2 separate regions of the Mus musculus genome follow, and region 1 is linked to region 2. A link is a loop called in an ENCODE intact Hi-C map of the cell type or tissue named here. Cell type or tissue: heart. All regions are shown on one strand.

The links. Peaks named below come from ENCODE experiments on the same cell type or tissue, not always from the same donor. Only the 100,000 strongest peaks of a DNase experiment are listed, where the experiment ranks them.
Region 1: a loop joins it to region 2, with 3 times the contacts of the local background. A loop is called at or near these places in 14 of 42 quality-filtered maps.

The regions. Positions count from the first base shown.
Region 1 is chr4:5,794,417-5,802,416 of GRCm38, reverse strand. It overlaps Fam110b (family with sequence similarity 110, member B), which reads right to left. Exons shown (of 3, transcript NM_173426.3): 3 at 1,316-4,148. The coding sequence starts at 3,833. The coding sequence ends at 2,733. Among named protein-coding and RNA genes, the nearest start is that of Gm24337, 110 kb to the right of the region's middle. RefSeq lists an enhancer at 2,081-5,590. In heart, a CTCF peak has its summit at 4,111; DNase peaks (open chromatin) are centred at 3,646, 4,416 and 7,246; H3K4me3 peaks cover 1,309 bases; H3K27ac peaks cover 1,486 bases.
Region 2 is chr4:5,642,440-5,650,439 of GRCm38, reverse strand. It overlaps Fam110b (family with sequence similarity 110, member B), which reads right to left and starts at 6,350. Exons shown (of 3, transcript NM_173426.3): 1 at 6,030-6,350. In heart, a CTCF peak has its summit at 4,071 (motif pointing left); a DNase peak (open chromatin) is centred at 6,159; H3K4me3 peaks cover 2,061 bases; H3K27ac peaks cover 1,450 bases.

The DNA of each region.
Region 1 (8,000 bases), 150 kb before region 2:
CGAGTGTATGCCTACATGAAACTCTCAGGAGCTGGAAGAAGGTATACTTTGTTGAGTACTTCACATTTAGAAAATGAGCCCCTATTAAGCAACTGAGATAATCTTTTATAGAAACATTTCTAGAAACAAGCTCTCATCTCTCACAGGAACAGAAAGCCTCACATTGTCCAGTATATAAATGAGGCTAGGAGAGTGGACTGACTCTTAAGGATACTAGCTATATAGTGGAGGTTGCAAGCACAATCTACAACCAAGCTAGCCCAAGCCATGGTATACACTTGGCCAGGAAATGTTCATCTCCCCAAAGATGGCTTTCTTAGGAAAATAACATTTTTTAGTATTTTAATTGCTCCCAAAATTGCTAAGTATGCCAAGGCATCTATGTCTTAAAAAGTCACATTTCTATATATGCGGCAAGTAAACAAACCTTTTGTTGGTTGCTTAGAAAATTTCTTATTCTATTAATTTGAATATGTATCACTACCATCCACAGGAGAGTTCTAAAAAAAATGTTTCTTCTGGAAAGCAAGGTTCTAGTTGCAGGGGACACCAAGCGAAGCAGAATGAATTGAAAACCAGTAGGAAGAGTCAAAGATTCAAATTTGCCTTTCAGAAGATAAAATATATATCAGTAAAATAGGTTGACAATCATCAATGTTTTTGAAAATCCCATTTTTATAATGCTTTCTTTTATTTGCATATTAAGTATAACCTTAGAAGAAACTTTTTTCAAATTTCTTGATTCAATACTCATTGACTCCTCAATGTTCAAGTAATAAGGCAGGACACAGTCCCTAAGGAACAGTACTTCTCTTACAAAGTAGCTGTGAAAGTCTAAGTCCTTTTGTGGTAGAGGCTGTTGACCATGGTGGTCCAGGGTTTGCCACCTTGAAAGATGAGTAAGTGGGTAAAGACATGACCTCACAGAGTGGTACTGACATTGAGCCTGAACAAATGAAAACAGGACTAACCATTTCAAAGTTATGCTCCCCACAGTAAGAATTCCAACATTTCAACTAAAGAGTATTCTGAAAATTTCAAGAAAGTCCCGATGTTTAAGGAAAAGCAAAAATAAAATAAAAATAAATTAACTAAGTGAAAAGGTGGCATATTTTAGGGACCTTGCAGTAACTATTTTAGCAAACATGTACTGAAGTAACTACAACTAAGAATAGTGCTGCTCATAATTGTTGAGCTGAGGTGAGATCAATGTAATGGAACAATGTTTCTTGATGCCTATAAAAATGTGCTTCTGACCCACAGTCCACAGTGAAATTCTTATGAAGAAAATAAAGGACAAAGAAATCAGCACAGGTAAAGCCTACACCAGAGCTATTTATTAGCATAACTTTCTTCTTAGATTCCAGAACAACTAAAGTATGTACAAAGTCTTACAGCATTCACTCTGTTTAAAGGCTCCTAGTAGCTGATGAGGAACAGGATGGCTCTGCTGCAAACCTGTGGGCTATGAAGCAGTGCAGCAGCAGACCACCACTGGGGTCCTCTGCTTCCACTGCCAACATTCTAGCAGCTGGCTCATAGCGCCTGGAATCACCTGAGGAGGGAGGGCAGGTTATTGTGGGACCGGGCAACAAGAGACAACAGGGTGGAAAGCTACAGTGTTTCTACAGTTTTCTAGAGCTGTAACAAATACCCTCAGCCTGAGAGAGGAGTATAAACAAAGAAACAGCATCACACTGCTGCAATGTGAAGCTGGGGGCACGGGGACGAGGTGGAATGGAGACTATACTGACATGAATGGTATCCTCACTTCCCTTCACGTCTTCAGAGAGTGCAAACCTGCAGAAATCCAACCCATCTGCCCCAAACAGAACAACTACCATGGGAGCAAGGGAGGAAAACAACAGGAGTTAATAGTTCTTGGCCAAAAGCACAAAACAAAATAACGTTTTAAAAATAGCATTCCATATCAGCTTTAACCAGCTGTAGAGTGGTACTTCCTGTTGGGTTACTACTAGAGATTTCTGAATTATCCCACTTTGAACAGCATCACCAGTCTCTCCACCCTCCTCCCAATCAATATTTAACCTTCTACATTTGCTTATCCCAGATTTTATCTGATTGTCTTTCCTGGGGTCATTACTACAGAAATACCAACTTGTACAGTGAATTGGAGTGAGGGCTACACTGTTGCCCCACAGGGCTCCACCAAGTGGTAAGAGAATACCAAGCCCGAAGCAAAGGAGCAAGGCCCCCCACTTGATTTCACATAAAGAAACTCTAGCCTGGCCCTATCTGTCAGTCATTCTGTGTCTGGTGACAAGTCCCATATATTTTCCCAGTGTTATGGTCTCCCATGTAGGCAAAGTGGCTTTTTGTTTCAAAAAGATTCTGCTCTCAACTTAGAAGCCAGTTGATAAAATTTTTAATTAAGACACAATAGCGCAGGGTATAAAAACACAAAACCACATAAATATCGAAGAAATCGAAACCTTTTTTTTTTTTTTTCCTGTAAACAGTTTTGCTTAAGAGCAAAGCCCTAATCAGACTCTGGCCGGAAACTTTTGGCAGATGTTCAGCAAGGTTCTGCAGAGGTGTGACCAAGGAAGCCAGGCCAGTCGCCATGTTGACAGGCATGCAACTTGAGAACATTGCACAACAAGCAACACAAAGGGTGGAGAAGCTCACAACACTTCAAGGAGACCTCACAACCTTCACAACTGTGTATGCACAGACAGACCCACCCCCCCTCCTTTTCACCACTGTGCCTCTTACACGTGGGACACCTTCTGTGACTCTCTAGCTTGTTTGATGCTATATAGCCACTTGATGATTCTAGCATTTCTTTCAATGGCAGAAATGCCATATGGCACCCGGTCATTGGCACTGTCATCATTTCTAAGGTCACTGTTACTGTCCTGAGACTGTTCACAGTCTGAGCTGATCATGCTTGCGCTGCGGAAGTTGAGAGATATGATGTCAGAATTAGCCCTTGCAAAGTTCTCCATGCCAAGGTTTTCCAGCTCTTCCGGGTCAAGTCCGCAGTAGTTGAAGAACCTCTCCACATCTGCATCTACTCGGAAATACCTGTCACTCAAGTCTGACTTGGACCGCTGAAGGGAAGGTCTCCGGCTGACCCCACAGGCTGGTTCCACCTGGTCAGCCTCGGGGGACTTCATGGCAGCCACCTTGGGCTTGGGAGGCAGGGGAGGGGCTGAACTGCTGCAGGGGATGGCTTTAAGGGGCTTCACACTGGTCACTTTGCGGATGTCTGAGGAGCTGTGTGAGACGTGCAGGAAGGTCTCCGCGGACTGCTCCAGCAGCCTCCTGCTCACGTGGGAGCTGCTCTCCTGCGGGCTGCCATGGCCAGGTGTAGGGTACACCTTCAGCGACTCTGCGAAGGAATGCCGGTGCAGGTCAGTGGTGTCCCTGTGAGGCGGCCAGTTTCGGGAGCTATGCTTGTGGCCGGAGCCAGAACTGGACCCCTCTGAGCTGTTGATGATGTTCTTGAGGATCTCAAGCTTGAGGGTCTCACGTTGCACACCGCTCTCGGTCTTGGCATGGTTGCCGAACACCTTGAGAGTGGGGCTGCCCAGTGCACGCTTGGTTCCTGGGCACACAGGGGGCTTGGCCAACACGGCCGGCTTCACTGGCTCCTGCTTGGCATTGATCACCTCCTGGCTCTTGACGTATTTGGCCTTGTCAGCCTCCAGCCGCTCTACCGCACTGAGTCTCTTGGGGTTGGGCTCAGCCTGCCTGCGGAAGTAGTCGGGTCCTTTGTTCAGGATGCGCAGGGGCACCGCCGACGTGAAGGTGCCCGCGGGGCTGACAGGCTTCACCATGCTACCTGTCTGTAGAGTCTCCGTGGGCATGGTGGGCGGTCTTTCCCCGGCAGCCGTGGTGGATGCTCTTCTGGGTGCCTCTGGCCGGCCTGAACAGACACATGTACACGAAGCACAAAGGGCAGATGAAGGATCCTGGAAGCAGTGTCAGCCGCGGCTGCGCCTCATCTCACAGCTCATTAACCGCCACTGTGGCTTCGGTGCACTTTTCTCCCCTTCCAGGCCGTTCCTACACAAAAAGGCCACAAGCCACAAGTTCCTTTTAATAGGCTTGGCTGCCTCCTTTCTTCTCCCTGAAGGCTGTGGGAGTCTCCTTCAGGTCTTTGTGCTCAACTGCAGGCAGAGCTGAAACACAAAACAACCAACCGCGGGTTAGGAGGGGCGGGTGACATCACAGCTCTAGCAACAGAGGAACCCCGCAGTGCTCCCACCTCGGTGGCACCCCAGCCTGCCAAGAGACCCCCTAAGGTCAGTGAGGCTTGCAACTGGCAATTCCCTGTTAACTTGGCACCGAGGGCAACTGGGACCTCTCATGGAGCCTGCGCCGCCTCGGCAGCAGCCAGATGTGGGCGTTTGCCAGAAAGAAAGCAGCAGAGGCTTCCCACGGAACTCTTCCAGCTGCCTCCCCATTGGTGAGAACCGCCTCCTAAACACGCCTGGCTGGCATCACATAGAGTGAGACCCAGGAAATACTCGTGAATTGAGAACTGAGGGTTCAGCCAAGCCCTGTTCCGTTCTGCAGCTCATTAAATGCTAGGGACTTCCTAAGACCTCCATCTGTTTTTGCAGCAACGTGGGTGATGTGCGCTGTTGTGTCCCTTTTGCAGTGCTGTAAAACTTGTTACCACTTCTGACCAATCTGTCAGTGAAACCTAAACCAATCATTTCTTTAATAATAATCAATTCTTTAACAATTCAAAAACTGGAAAGGTGATGAGAAATAGGGGTGGCAAGAAACAAACCAAACCACAAAAGCTTGTAAGAAATACAACCAGTTTCAGTTTTCTGACTTTTAGCAAGAAGTATTGTTTCAAAGCATTGTTCTAGAAACCAAGAATGCATGTGAAGTTTTTCTCATTAAAATTTACATTTAGTTAAAAATAACTATTATAGAAATACTCAGAGGGGAAGCATATGAGTGGATAAGTTAATTATAAAATGCTATATAATTTCTTATTCTTGACAAGTGTGAAACTTCGTCTTTCCTTTTGCTAGTAGGAGAGCCTACTTACCAACCATTAGCATTCCAAAGCAGCCAGACAATGACCTCACCAGTGTTCTCTTATAACAAGGAATATTAAGAGAGTGATACATCTAGCTAGCATGCTGAGTTACAAAGGTGAACAACATCTAAGGTGATATTACTGTAAGTTTTTCCTGTCATGTGAGATACTGAACACAGGGAGGAAATAACCGGCATCTCTCCTGATAATTTTCTCAAATGCTTCGCCTCTAAATACAATCTATCCTGCTTTATTGGAGCCAATTTTCGTAATCTGCAAAGGGATTTGTTTTAATAAAAATGTGTCCTATGCAATATTTGAGAAACCCCAAGGTGATGAATACATAGTGATTTCCTTTAATTGTGCGATTCTAGTTTGATGCCTCAATTTGGTGAAAAAAAAAAAAAATCAAACAGAAAACAACACCCTGCCACCACCCACAAAAATTAAGTGAGATTCTTTCTTTGAATGTAATTTGAAGAAAACTGCTGGAAGAAGCCCTAATTCTTTGAGCCTGTATGTTGGTTAATCTGCTATTTAGGTTAGGGTCCATCTCACTGGGCAGGGAACAGGGGTGTCTTGAGGAAAGCAGCATCCTGGGCTCTACTGAGCAGACAGCATAGCAACCAGCAAGCCTGGGCGGGGAGGCAAGCCCAGCGATCACAGGTATGGTATGGAAGAGAGAGATGCACACAGTCAGCCTATCTGAGGAAGGTGTCACTGTGGCCTTAGAAATACTTTCTCTGTGACCTCCTCCTTTTTAACTTTTACCCCTTTGCCTTAGAAGCCAGAGTACCCCCTCCCCCTGCAGCTCCCTCTAGAAGCAGGGTATAGAACCCACAACCTTCCCTTAGGTAGATCGTATGTTTTAATGTGCTCTCTGTGCATCAAAAAACCAGGTGGTTCACCTTCGGCCTTTGAGCTTTTAATCCAAAGGCTCTAATCTAATGTAAACCTAAAATCAACTATTTTCCTGGATTTTTTTGTTTGTTTTTGTTTTGGGTGTGTGAGAAACAAGAAAGAGTCTTTTATATAGTACTTTACCCATGGTTAACTATACAACTGTCAAAATGCCTCTATGTCAGGGAAAATGCTGGAAGGTTAGAAAAGAGTGAAGAGTGGGCCTTAGATCTATGCCTAAAGAGAGTAGCCCTCCAAGGTACCCACAGATGGATCAGAAGGCAGCAGCTGAGCGACCTTTCATGGGCATGAATTAGATAAAAGTCCTATAATCCATTCCTGCTCAGAAACATTGTGGCTCAAGGACCCAAGGCAGGTGGTCATTTTAAATTTCAAAATGGGCTGTAGAATATTGGTGACTGACTTAACTTCCCATGCTTTCTGCTTGGACTGTTCTTAGGGGAACTTTCTCCTGAGTAAGGGGTGTGGTGGTGATCAGACAGCATCACTGGTACGACATCCTGACATCCTCGCTGGCCTATGCTCCTCTCTGCTCTCCTCTCTTCCACTTTCACTCTATTATGATCAAAGGCACAGCACATTATCACCACGGCCCAGCTAGCCTGCATGCCCAACCACCTGTGAAGGCAGGCTTTGGTCACCTCTGAAACTCTAAAACCCATCAGTACTCTGAATTCACAAGACTGGGAAATACCAATGCATCTTCTAGGAGCCTTTTCTAGAAAAATGTCTGTTCTTCTTTTCCTATTACTTTCTTCACTCCTGAGACTGGCATCCTTGGGAAGGCTCCTTAGGCTTCTTAGAAACTGCTAGAAATTGGCCATCATGGAATTGTAAAGCCAACATGGAAGAATGTTAAAAACAGTGACACTTTGTAACCACCTCCTATTTTTTCTTTCCATTTCAAGGTCTTCCCTTCCTTCTGGGCCATTCTCATTTCTGTAATAATTTTTAAATAGTAATGAGAGAATACCCAAATAATCAAAAGGCATTGTGGGAAGACTCCAAGGAAAGGGAAAAGCTACTGACATGTTTGGTAGTCAAGGATATTAACAGTCATACTTGATGCCTGCTATGTCCAGTAGCTGGACGTAATGTGGTGGTGTAGGTTGCTCTCACTTAATCCACGGCATCTGCTCCACTATTTCACATGGGGAGCTGTTGTCAGGGCACAGCTGTACAAGCCAGGAGAGATAATCTGAACTGTACGGTATAGATGATCCAGGAGGTGCCCCGGAGCTGTTATCTCAATGTCACAGACAAAGTAACCATGCAGTCCTCCAGGGAATGCTGTAGAGCACAAGACCCTGACATCTGGCACAGGCTCTCTAGTGTGGCTGGGATTAATCACAGCAGTGAGGCCAACTGCTGGGCTCGGACTGGGGAGCTGAGCTTTTTTTAGGGAAAGGAAAAATTGATCTCGCTCTCATAATGTTCCATAAATAAAAGCAACTATAAAGTCTTGCTTTGTTTTTCTTTCCCTTTGGTGGTGGGGACAGAATCCCAGGCTTGCTCATGCAGTAGCACAGCCTTTATCACTGGCCATACCCCAAGCAGGGCTTACTCTCAGACTCAGGGCGCATGGCTGAGGAGGCAGAACCTGACGGACAACCTGACAAAGGGAGAGACTTCCCCTCAGATCATGCTGGCTCCATTCTATACCTGAAGGATAAAAAGACCAGGATAAAGAACGATGGTTGAGTTATACAGCAAAATAGCTGGGTATATCAGGGCAGATGTAAGCTCCAAAGCTATTGTGGGTGTAAGTGCCATGATGTTTGATGGAGTTCTGGGCTGGATGGAGGCTTCCTGGTCACTGGCGCTGTACTAGTCTCAAGAATAATACATGAGAATGCCAAGTGGGATTCAGGAGATTTCCATGAAGGCCCACATTCTCCATTTCTTGTTAGATCCTAAGAGATGCTATTGTATTAGAGTAGCGAGGAGGGAGGAGAGGAGGCCCAAGTCTGGCTTCATGTGTAAACTACAGAACTCACATTACAACATCACAGGAATGGCTAAAGCCACCTCAGATTTTTAAAACAAGTGTTTT
Region 2 (8,000 bases):
ACGTTTGTGAAGCTCACTAAAGAGAGTCTTCACAACTGGTGCAGTTTTCTGCTGCAGTTTCTGAGTTGGCAGGTGATTCTACCAGGTGTAAAAATCTTTCTCCCCAAGCTCCCAAACCCAGGGCTTAACTCACTTTTGTCAGGGACAAGCAGTAAGATACAAGTTAACAAGTCCTCCATCATTGATCCCCACTGCACTGATCCAAAAGCACACCTATTGTCCTGTCTCATGACCTGGAATCAGGATCCGCATCACAGCTGGTATTGTGTCACAGTCCAAGTGACACTGTAGTTCTGTCCCAGTGGCATGGAGAATGATGATCCATCCCAAAGTCAGAGGTGTATTACAAGAGGATGAAAAATTCAGAATCCTACAGATACCAGGCCCCTCGCCCTTCTCTGCTTCCTTCAAGACTACCAAACACTGCTCCTCCCCACTCCAATACCTTGATCATGGCTTCCTGTTTCCACTTTTCTCAAAGGATCCACTATCTGTCCCCTTCCCACAACTGAGTCTCCAAATCTGCAAATTAAAGCTAAATCCTCATACACAGAATGGAACACACACACACACACACACACACACACACAGAGTGATCTGCAAGACCAACAACTGACCTGGTTTTGTCTCTACTGTTTGTCTTTGCCAAAGGGCATTTGCATCAAAGGATGCCTCCTTTTGTTTTGTTTTATCTTGTTTTGTTTTGTTTTAACTAACTTTCAGCCCTTACTAAAGGTCTCTCTCACTGAGACTCCAAACCACACTTCCACACAGGTGGGAAGTCTTCCCCATTCTCAATTGCACTTGAAATTCCTTTAAGTTAGGTTTTTGCATATTCATTTAATTTGGCAATTCTCAACCTGTGGGTTACAAAGCCTTTGGGGGGGCGGGTGTCACATGTCATATATTTACATTAGTTTGCATAACTATCAAAATTACAGTTATGAAGTAGGAATAAAACTGACTTTATGGCTGGGGGTTCCCACGACCTGAGGAACTGTAGTAACAGTCGGAGTTAGGAAGGTTGAGAACCACTGACGTGACTAACTCTCTACTTCTCCATGCTTCACTCTAAAGAGCTTAGTTTTGATTATCCGCCTGACCAGGTCTGGAATCACCTAGGCAACGAGCCTTCAATCACACCAATAAGGGCTTATTTAGGTGAGGTTAGCCTCTGAACATGACTGTGAAGGATGCTCTTGATATTAAGTTAGATGAGGCAGGAAGACTTACCTCAGATGTCTAGTTTGTATCCTAGGCTTCCCTTCTGAACTGCACAAACACAGAAGGCTAACTGGGTAGAAGCAACCATCTCCTGTTGCCTCCTGACTAATGTTGCAACGCCTCACCCTCCTGCTTCTGTGATGCCCATGGAACTATACACCAAAATAAACCTTTCTCCTTTAATGTGCTTTTGTCAGATACTGAATCACAAGGCTTACAGTTAAAGGAAGAGCAATTAATATATGCCATGAATAGGCGAAGACCGCATCTTTTCCTGGCTAGTAACTGTAAGCCATGAACAGACAGGGACCACATCTTTTTCTGGCTAGTGTTTATTTTTTTTTTTTAAATCTGGCACATAATGAATCCTCTGCTAATAATTTTTAATATATTAACCTTAATAGGACAAATTATTAACTATATCCTTTTGTGTAATTACTCCTTTTTTTTTCTAACAAAGTTCCAGTTTGGGGGACCAAAGCACTGCTGGTAGTAATGGTCATTTTGAAGTATTATCCATGATTCTTCCTTAAGAAGACATCTTAAAAGGTGAAAATAATTTCTAATGTCAGTAGGAAGGAAAAAAACCCTGCTTTTCATTACAACACAAAGACCCAAAATCCCATGTGCTTAAGATTGTGTTTGTAAAGGTCTTCTCAGGAGCTGGACAATTGAAACCACATTGACCTTGGCCTGGAGCACAAACCACACCCTGGGATTCTTACAATTCTTCCAGGAACCTGTCTGCTAAATGGCAGTTCCTCTAGAACTAGGGGGCTCTCCTTTGGATGTGCATCCAAATCATTTGCAATTTTAAAGTCAGTGCAGGAAAAAAAAAAAAAAGTCCAATGCACGCACTCATGTACACACACACACACACACACACACTTTCTTTTTTACTGTTAACGCTAGAAAAAAAGCAATTTGTTTGGCTACTAAGCTTTAAAAGTGTGCGAGTAAGTGTGTGTGTGTGTGTGTGTGTGTGTGTGTTTGTGCTCTCACGAGCGCGCGTGCGCGCACACACACACATGCGCACATGTTCTTGAGAGCACTCTAGGGGCAGAGGGAAGGGAGGGGCGGTTAAGGTTCATAAACACCAGGTCCTTATGTAGTCTCTCCTATTGTGACAACTTTATCACATGAAAAAGATTAAAATTCTACCCAGTCCCCCATCATACACATGGAGAAACCAAAGGTGTCAAAATAAGGAATGCGTGGTGCATGTTTATTAATATCACTTTGCAAAATAATCATTAAGAAACCCACCCAAGCTGTCTACAAATAAGATAAGAAAGGACTGTGGAGTAGAAAGGTTGATTCTCATCTTATTGCTGCCATCACTGCTGTGGACAAGGAGAAGAGACACTCCGCAGCCATCACGCAGTACTTTCATGGTCATCAACAGGTTTGAGAATTCTCATTGCCCAGAATCACAGTTCCATCAGGTTTTGGGGACAGCAGTGTGCCTGAGTCACCGGCTCTTTTCAGGGTTTCTCAAGCCCTACTTGTTTGCCTTCCTACTCGTATTTGTAGGGGAGTCAACTGAGAAACACAGCCCATCTTTGTTTTTGAAAGATTAAGTTGAGGCTCTGCCTCAACTGTGGAACAAAACACACACACACACACACACACACATGCGCGCTCACAGTCCTGCCTCCCACATGAAAGGGATCACAGTAAGCAAGCTCATCGGTGGACAGAGAGTATGTCACAAGGCCAAGTGTAGAGCTGGGCTGTCAGGAGCAAAAACCCCAAACAGACCCAACATGATTCACAGCCTCAAGGTCTAAACCGTCTCTATCAGCCTTTTATCTAATTCAAAGACATTCAGCTGCCATCCTTCTCAACACTCGAAACAAGTAATCTTTGCCACACATTAAAAGACTATTCAGGAAAAGGAAAAAAAAACTCGATTTCTCCTACTTTTGGACTGATGATCAAGCACTACCCAGAAAATCCAAATCCGATCACTGAGTGATGAGATTTTTCTGATACCAAACCCCTGAAGAAGCGATCAGTCAGCTCCAGCAGCTACGAGGCTGCAAAGCTTTTCCTCTCTGGGCAGTAGAAAAGCCAGCCTCTGGTACTTACATCTTGCTATTTATTAGCTATGCCTCAGTCAAGTCACTAAATTCACCCACAGAAAGCAGATAACAAAACTATTGTTTGTTAGAGGAGTAAGAGGAAGCCTAGAGATATGCTGCTCACAGGACTGGCCTTCACAGGTAAGCGACTGGGAGCCAGAAAACCTTTAACTGAGTGGACTAATTTACTTCCTAGCCGGGGTACGCAGCCAGCATAGAATAAATTCAGCATCTTCACCTTGAATATCAATTCTCATTGTAACCTGCCAGGAGCCAGAAAAATGATAAGAGGTGACCAAAAAAAGCAGAGGGGAGCAGGGCCTTCCCAAATAAATTCAAGAGGGGAGTAGGTCCCACGCCCTTTGTTGCTCTGAACTGCAAGTCCATGCTAGAAAAAGAAAAAGTCCACGTTAGCTGCAGAGGCTCTTGGCTTAGCCTAGGTTAGTCCAAAGTCCACCTAACTCTAATGAAGAACAATAAAAGTGAGAAGTGCAGCTAATAATTTTTATAAGCATTATACACTTAGCATCTAGAACATTATTGGACTCTAAAAAAAAGATTCTCCAGGTAAATGCTTGCCAAACGTTAAAAATGCAAAGAGAAAACTTAAGAAACCATGTCATTCTTAACACTTGTGCAGGCTGCTGTCTGTCCCTCCGGTTGTTTTCACACCTGGCCAGCACTAGTGCAGATTAATGCTGGATGTTCCTTAAGCATACCTATGCCCTGGCTGAGCTGCCAGAGTTCCCCACAGCACCACCTACTGTTGATGGGCTATACCTACAGCAGCTCACCTCATACAAAGCCTGTCTGTAGCTAAACACTTAAGGAAAAAGATTTCCACTTAAAATCCAATAGTCGGGACAGAGGGTAAACTGATAGCTGAGTGACTAAAATATAAAATATCTAAGCTGCAAGTGTCATCTTTTTGTTACTGAAAAGGGCGAGTAGGTAATTTTATTTGTTTTCTCAACCATTTAGTCTAGAGGTATCGAACCCAAGGCTTTAAAGCTAGAGTTATGATGTGCTATGAGGGGGTGATCACACAGCAAATGCATTCATCTTTCATTAATGGCAAGCATAGACGGTGAGTTTTCCAACTAGAAACTGAGAGTAGTATTCTAAACCTAAGGAGGAGGGCGATTTGAAGATGAGGTTCACAGCAGAGATTTTCCTTCTGGTTAAGCCCTTCATGGACAACCAAGTCTTATTACAAAACTCGCCAGGCCATGATTGAATTCAGACTCATAGACCAGACAAATACCAAATTCCCCATTCCCAGCCATTGAGGATACACAGAGCCAGCAGCTTGTCAGTCTCCCGCAAACAACCCAACCTCAATTCTGATCTAAAATTAAATCACTGACTCAAAATAGATCATGCTTTGAAAGATCTGGGATAAAAACAAACAAAGGACCCACCCCACCCCCACCCCCCCAAACAGCAAAAACATAGGTTGAAAATAAAAACAAAAATAAAAAATCTAACATTTCTCTAGAACCATCTTCCATGCCCTATGGTAAGGCCTTTGCAGATTTTCAGGTTCAAAAGGTAATGCTGTCCCTGTGTTCAATTCGTGATTTTTAAGTGACTAATGAAGAGATGTCACAGATTATATGTAATGGGGTAAATCAATGGCACGTTACCATCAACATGCCTGCCCTTATCTTAAAATAACTGCTTAATAAATGCTTCATTTGAATGACCAGGTCTCAATACCACAAAGTGAATACAAATACAACAGTAATAATAATGATGATAATAATAACAACAATAATAAACGATGCTAATAATAACATCAACAGCACAGGTGCTTTCGCATGACTTAGATGGTGGAAGCTAAATAACTCTTTCACACCAAGAGAGGAAATGAAAATGGAAGTCATATTATTCATACAGAAAAAAATGCTGATTCTGCTATCATATTCCTCTCTGCAAAAATAGACTCGGCAGTCCTCACAAGCCAGCCATGCACTGTTGTCACAGATGTGCGCCAGATTTGCACAGGACATAACTTGGCTGTGGGGGGAAACCTGAATCTTAGGCAAGAAAGAATGCCTGTTCTTTCTTGGAAGAGAATGTGGTGACTGTCAATAAATCTGAATAGCAACTTTAAAGGGTCAAAAAAGCTGGGAGTCCGGTGGTTTTATTCCCACTTTGGGAAGTAATAAGGCAAAGTTATCCCCTCTTCCTTCTTTGCTGGCCACCACGGAAAGACTTGTCACCATCAGGCTCCTTGCTATAACAAAAGGAGGGCAGCACAGACACCAGCTTCTCACAGCCTAGCATTGTCGCCAAGTTCTGAGCACCGCTAAGTGACAGGGGCACGAGTGAGCCAGGACCAATTTTATTCTATTTCCAACCCTCATGCTTTCAAAGAAAACAGACAACCGAGCTGTGGGAGGACTGGAGGGAGGAGGCGGTGGGGGCAAACAAACTTTCAGAGCCCCGGGATCTGCATTCCCGCAGGAACTGACAGCACAGTGACGCGCCCACGGGATGACCTGGGTGGGGATGCAGCACGGAGTGGGGCTGGGGGCCGCCGCGTCCTCGCCCACCTTCTCCCCAGCAGTCAGCGCTCCTTCCGAGCCTGGGCCTCATCCCCGGCCCGGGGCGTGCAGCCGAGCGCAGGGCGGACAGCGGGCCAGGCTCCTCGGTGCCCAGGCCCGGCCGGAGCGGGACCCTGAGAGGTACTCCCCACCCGCCAGCGCCCCCGTTTACCTTGGCCGCACTCCGGCCCCTGCAAGGCGGCCAGGCCAGGCACCAGGCTCGGGAGACCGCGAGGAGGAGCTTGGGCCCGGCGATGCACTGCAGGCCGGGATGAAGTGGCCGCCGGGTCCTCGCCGCCGGCTCGGAATGGACCGGGTTAGCCGAACCGGCCCGGATCGGGCGGCAACGGAGGGCTGAGCTGACCGGGGCCGCGTTTGCTCCTCCGCACCGAAGGGGCGGGCTCAGGCAGGCTCCGCAGGAGAGCGAGGGAGGGAACTTGGAGCCAGTTGCTGCGGCCCAGAGCGCGTGTCTCTGCGCAGCCGGCACGCCCCCAGAGCGCCCCGCCCCCAGCCTACCTTCCCGCCCCACCCCCTCCGCACCCGCACTCTTCCTCCTTCTCCTCCACCCCGCCCACCTGCGCCTTGGCCCCACCCCCATCAGCCCCACGCCCACCCTGTGCCCTACTCCCCCACTGCTCCTAAGCCTTGATGCTCTGGGATGTGACTCTTCCACCCCAGGACAGTGCACATCAGGCTGTGCTGGTTCCTAGAACATGTGGGCAGATGTGATGAGCTTTTCTGATAGCCCCTTCTTGAAGATCTTGCCAAGTCTCCTACCTCACATGTGGTTAGTAATAGGGTTTTCTCCGTGGGCAGGAAGCATTTTAGAAAGACTAAGTATGTTCTAAATGAGTTTTGCTAGTGGGAAGTCTAAAAATTAAAATGCACGTATATCAAAATAACCGAATTTAAAGGAGATTAGGGGAATCACAATATATATTCCTTGCCCCTCCCCCCCAAAAAAAATCTATCAAGCAAAATTTCTCTATTTTTAACCCTTAGTACTATGAAATGTAATGGCATTTGTATGAGTTTTGCGGAAAGGCCATCTATACATATTTAAATTATGCAACTTTTGATTCCCTGTAGTTCAGAAATTATCAACTAAAAATCAGATAGCTACAACAAATCTCTGGCTATTTGCAAGAGTATTGTGTTAGCATGTGATGTAATGCTGGGCTTTGAGTGAAGGTTGGCATGCAAACAGGGTCCTTGTCAGCCTCTATGCCTACTCCAAAATCCCTGTCGGTGGACTGAAGCTATTTGTCATCATTATTATAGCAAACGCAGCCAGTTTCCAGCCCAAACAGACCCCACCTCTGCACTTGCTTGTTCCATTCCTTCTTTTAAGCCTTGCCACTTCCCCACTGTGTGTGACTGAGATGCAAACTTCCATTTGAGTGTCCCGGACAGCCAAGTAAAGAATATCTTTACTCTGGAAATAGAGATGGGAGGAAGGAGGTCATGACCTACGCAGGAAGTATCAAGGTTCTTTCTCCTAAATATGTCCTGTAAGCCTGCAGCAGCAGAGTGTGCCCCACCAGAGAACAAAGGCAAGCCAGAAGGAAACCTTCACTAGCAGGGGAGCCAGGAAAACTCATGTCTCAACTAACGAATCTGCAAAGTGAACTGCACAGCATCAGCAAAGTGAACTGCACAGCATCAGCATGGGGCTTCAGAGGACATGTCCCGCTGAACTGCCTTCTTGCTCTTTCAGTTTTCCAATGGGCTCCGGTTCAAAATGTTGACTTATAAAATCATAAAAGATTACCCTGGGCTTTGGAAATCAGAAACACAACCAGTAGCTTCTAGCTTTTGTGTTGATCAAACCACGTAATTTCTTGATAATGAAGTACAGGTCAAGAAGTCACTTAAGGCCTTTATTTCAGGGCAAAGGCAAGTGTATCTCTGTGAATTTGAGGCCGGCCTGGTCTATGGAGTGAGTTCCAGAACAAGCAGGGCTACACAGAGAAACCCTGTCTCAAAACAAAACAAAACAACAACAACAAAACCCTGGGTTTTAATGGTATTAAAGGATCTCATTGAGGGTGTTACTTTTCAATATAAAATCATATTATACTCCAAACCCAATAAGAGATGTGTTCACAGAACAAGAGTAAAACAATAGTGTCTAAACCAGAAT